Regions from separate parts of the Mus musculus genome. Here region 1 is linked to region 2. Evidence: chromatin loops called from intact Hi-C (ENCODE). Cell type or tissue: heart. All regions are shown on one strand.

What was found. Peaks named below come from ENCODE experiments on the same cell type or tissue, not always from the same donor. Only the 100,000 strongest peaks of a DNase experiment are listed, where the experiment ranks them.
Region 1: a loop joins it to region 2, with 2.1 times the contacts of the local background. A loop is called at or near these places in 2 of 42 quality-filtered maps.

The regions. Positions count from the first base shown.
Region 1 is chr14:14,598,623-14,601,122 of GRCm38, forward strand. No RefSeq gene overlaps it. Among named protein-coding and RNA genes, the nearest start is that of Slc4a7, 100 kb to the right of the region's middle. In heart, no CTCF peak of the experiment used is centred here; a DNase peak (open chromatin) is centred at 1,179.
Region 2 is chr14:14,702,344-14,704,843 of GRCm38, forward strand. Slc4a7 (solute carrier family 4, sodium bicarbonate cotransporter, member 7) reads left to right here and starts at 682. Exons shown (of 26, transcript NM_001360504.1): 1 at 682-937. The coding sequence starts at 890. In heart, CTCF peaks have their summits at 542 and 1,190; a DNase peak (open chromatin) is centred at 508; H3K4me3 peaks cover 2,486 bases; H3K27ac peaks cover 1,651 bases.

The DNA.
Region 1 (2,500 bases), 100 kb before region 2:
ACTTCATATGCCTATTGGACTAAAACCCCACTATACTTCAAGTCCCACATGGAAACTGCACATCCTCGAATGCCCATAAACTTATGGTTGTGTGTCTTATTTATGTGTGTAATGTGTATAACATATGTATGTGTACACATGTGTGCCTGTGGTACACATGTGTGCACATGCATACAGACCAGAAATTAACATCAGGTGTCTTCTTCAGTTGCTCTCCACTTTATTTTTTGAGATAGGCTCTCTTATCATTGAACAGAGAGCTCATAAATTAGGCTAGGCTGACTGGCCAATGTACTCCAAAGATCCACCTGCCTCTGATTCCCTAAGGATAAGACTGTAGGTGCACACTGCCATGTCCAACATTACATGGAGTCTAAGATTCTAGGATCTGAACTCAGGACCTCGTGTTTACATGGCAAGCACTTTGCAGACTGAGCGGTCTCCTTTGTCCCTTATGGTTGCATTTTTACTGTAATTTTTATACTTTAGTTATTTCTGATTCATCTGCTTATTTTTCTCCTAAAATCATTAGCTTCTAAGGGCTGATGTTTGTGTAGTTCATTTTGAGGGCACATACCTATGCCCAGGAAAGGAAGCCAACAAGCATTTGCTGAATTGAATTGAATTTTGGTAAGCTCACTTGAGATCTTGTCATGTCATCAAAAGTTTGTTGGCTGAGGAAGGACGGTAGGAAAATAGAAGGACAGAAGCAAGGATAAGAAAAGCATGAAGGAACACAGGAAGGGAACATGATGGAATGTTTGCTCAAATGTGTTTACGTACCAGAAATTGTTAGGAGATGTGATATGCCCTTTGAAACTATAATAAGATTGTAAGGAATAATTGCCTCCTTGGGAGATAAAGGTCATTATTATTAATGAGAACTAAATTACTACCATTCTCCCCCTGTCCTGTGGTTGTAAAAAGGAAGAGAGAAAGAATGCATACTACCATTTAGGTCACAGATAGAACTTGTTTCACATTTCTTTTTGAGCTGAAGCCCTGCCATTGCTTGAGTTTTCCTGTGCCTTACTTGAGAGGATGAGAGAGAACAAAGCACATCTCTGTCCTTTGGAAGCGCTATGGTTTCTCTGCTGTGTGAATGGTTCTCTTTAGAGCAGGAACTTAGGTCATGTGAAGGCATTTCCTCCAAATGTAAGATCCATCTGCTCAACTCTGCATTTCCCATTATGAGCTGCAGCCCCCTGCAGCTGCTTCTGCTGTTTCCACTGGATGGCCCATGAGGAGCCACTGTGCCCTCTGGCTCTCACAGGCTGGTAAGAGCTTGGTTAGAACAGGCAAAATGGAAGAGAGTTTTGATGTATAGTAGAGAACACTTCAGCTGGCCGTGAGAGAGATTTTCTGACCAGTGAGGGAACCTGACCACCAAGCTCAAGACACAGGGATTTGGTTCCCTAGCCTACATAAATCAAATAGACAACCACATGAAAGTTGCTGCTTCTGTTACTTTCTTTTTACTGGCTACAAGATACCGGATAAGAAGCAATGGAAGAGAGTAAAAGTTCGCTTCAGTTTATAATTTGAGGAAGATGTAATTCACCACAGAGAGGAAGTCACAGTGGCAAGAGCTTGAGACTGCTTGTCGTATTTGCTAGGAAGCCAGGGATGATGAAAACTGACGTTCAGCTCACTTTCATCCTTATGCATCCAGACTCCATCCCATGAAACGGTTGAACCTACAGTAAAGTGGGTCTTCCCACTTCAGTTAACCTAATATAAATAATCACGCATAAGCATGGCCAGAGGCCAACCTAATTTAGATAGCCCTTCACAAGCATGCCCACAGAGTGGTCTCACAGGTGATTTGGCACCTTGTCAAGTTGACAAGAAGCACTAAATGTCAGAGATGCCTATGGAGATATGCCGGAATATGGAGTTGTCAAGGCAGAGAAGACGCAGGGAAGGACCCCTTGAATTTTACCTAGGGGGATTTTAGAATCTAATCAAACAGGTAGATGGAGTTAAGAGAATATATTCTACCCTGGAGCTCAGTCTAGATGATTCAGTGGATGGCTGCATCTCAAATGCTTAAGTCCTTACTGGGCTTCATATCCCCAGTGGGTAGATAGGTTTCAAGAATTTAAGTTACCTATTCAATTTTGAATCTTCTTCGGGAAATCATTTCTAGAGAGTTTAAAAAAGCTAACTGTGGTTGACCAAGGAATTGGACTCGTAAGCAAAGAAAGAAGCCAGGACCTATGTAGAGTCTGTAATTATTACCCTAAGGCAGGCGGATGCCAAGCACGAGGCCAGCCTGGCCTGTATAGCATGTTTGAGGCCACCCAGAGCTACATAACAAGACTGTCTCAACAAAATGAAACTAAGCAAAATAAAAGAACAAAGGGAAAAGAGGGAAGGTAAAACTTCCAACAACAAGAAATATTTGGGAATCTATCTAAATATAATTTAGATATAAACTAAAACTAAAATCAAAACCCCACAGCTATTCAGCCCAGTGTATCAGAGCCCCAGCAGAGAT
Region 2 (2,500 bases):
AGCACACCACAAGTGACACACCTTCACAGAGGGACAGAAATGTATTTAATCCTTCAATGTCCATTTGTGATGGAGACCATCACCTCCACACCCAGGTAGATAGTAGACAAGCACCCTACCTATAGGGTCGACCCAAGAGTGGGACAGGTTGTGGAACTAGGCCAGTGCAGGGAGTGCACTAGGCAAGTTGCTAAATGTATCCCCTCTTTTACAGGGTCCACGATAGAGTTACCTCTAGGAGAGAAACTTGCAGAGGCAGAGAATGAATCTGGCGTCGTCCTGTTTCTCTCCTGCTTGTAAAACACGTGGTGAGGAGCTGAATGGGGTGATGACCCCATTCCACTTCGAAAGTCTGTAGAACTTCCGATTCGAAAAACCGAGTTCCACTCTCAGCCTCGGTCAATTAAGTCTTTACAAAGAGGGGCGGGGCCTCCGGGAAACTGACCTGGGGGGCGGGGGAGGCGACAGACCCTTCCGAGCTGCTGATTGGCTGATACGAATGTCTGTCTTCTTTTGTCTCCGCCCTACCTCCAAGCCCCTTAGCCACTGGAGGCGGTCGCTCGACGCCGGACCTGGTGCCTAACAGGCAGGGGGCGTGCTCCGGGGGGGGCGTGCCGGAGCGCGCCCCGCCCCCGCCCCCGCCCCCGCCCCCCAGCCCCGCCCCCCGCCCCGCCCCCGCCCGGGCGCCGCTGCCTCCTCCGCGCCGCGTCCTCTGCCCGTCTCAGTCCTCGCGGCACGCCGTTGCCTCTCTCTCCCGGAGAACGTCCCGCGCTCGCAGCGGTCGCCGCACTCCGGGGCCAGCTCTCGGCGGCCAGCGCTCCGCACAGGGTCTCCCTCCGCGTGCCCGTCTCTGCTGCGGTCGCGGCCTCTCAGAGCTCCGGGGCGGGCCATGGAGGCAGACGGGGCCGGCGAGCAGATGAGACCGCTACTCACGCGGGTAAGGAGCGGGGAGGCCGAGGCCCGCAGACAAAGGCGGCGTCGCGGCGGGGCTGCCGGCGGCCTATGCTGGCGGCCGCGCGCCGCCGTCGCCTTTGTGTGGCGGGGGTCGCAGGGGACGGCCGGCTTCGAGCCCTCGGGGACGCCTCTCCCGAGGACGCGTGTCCGCCGCCGCAGTGCCCGGCTCTCAGACGCGCGGCTCCGGGAGCCGTGTTCTCCCGCCGCGTGGACGCTGCCGTCCTTCAGCCCAGGCTGCTGTTCCTGCCGCCGCCGCCGCCTTCAGCCTGTGGCCGGAGTCGGGACCGGCCGTCGGGGCCGGCGCTCTGTGGCGTGTTGGGTCGCAGGCCCAGGAGAAGCACCGTGAGTGCAGTGTCCTCCTCCGGGCTCCATAGAAAGAGAATGGACCGAGAGAGACCCCAGTGCTCTGCGCCGCGCGTCCCCAGTCCAGCCGATCCCGCTTTCCCAGTGCAAGCAGCCTGAGTAAGGGCGGACTTGGGACGCGCAGAAACTGGGCTCTCATTTAAACGGGGGAGGGGGCGGGGGGCACACAAGTGGCCCGTTCTCTAGAAACAGGAACGTGTATGTGCCCTACAGAAGAAACTGCTTTCTCCTTTCAGAGTCTCTGACTCAAAGGATGTGGTGGTACTAATTTTCCTACTTCCAATTTTTACTCTGACCAGTGAAATGGGAGGGAAGGTTGCAGGGATGAATTTTCCAGTCTTTTCAAAACAAGGAAAAGGACATTTTGCCGGTTTTTTTTTTTTTTTTTTTTTTTTTTTGGTAGAATTTTCCTTAAGGCTCCCTCCTCTCGTTACTTTAAAAGTTATTGTGGAGGCCGTGGGCGGTGATCATTCATTACTTCACAGTATTCAAATATAAACTCTTTAAATATAAAGGAAAACTTCGGTCTTAAGACTGTGAAGTTCTGTAGTGGTTATGGGTTTGATGGGTCACAGTGATGAAGTACTGGAAACTCCTTAGGATTCTTTTTATGGCCTTTGAATGAACCTTCAGGACCTTCTCCAAGACTATCTGTCAAATACACTGTTGCTTGTTCTTAACCTTATTTGCACATTTTCAGCTGAACAGTAAACAGTATCAGTTTTCATAAACCTGGGTAAAAATGTTGTATTCTCTATCACAGTCTATTTAGGCAGAAGTCGTCATACACAGTAAGGCTATTGCCATTCATCCGTCCATCCATCCATTCATCCATCCATCCATCCATCCATCCATGCATGCATTCTGTGCAGTAGCTTATTGAGAACTTATTCTGTAGTGTCCAGAGTAGAAGCACTTTTTTCCGATAGAAGCTTCATTCAGAGGGGTGTGGGTGTGTGTCTACAATAAGGGACAGGATAGGGGACAAACAGATGGCAAGGAACTCAGTTCTGGTATTAGTACCATGATAGGAGAGTATTTTGGAAGGTCATACACCCTAAGTCTTTGGGAGAATAAAACTTGGCAATAATAAACTTACAGAAAGTAATAATAGAAATAAGGGGCTGGAGAAACGGCTCTGTTGTTAAGATCATTGGCTGCTCTTTCATAGGACCCAGGTTCA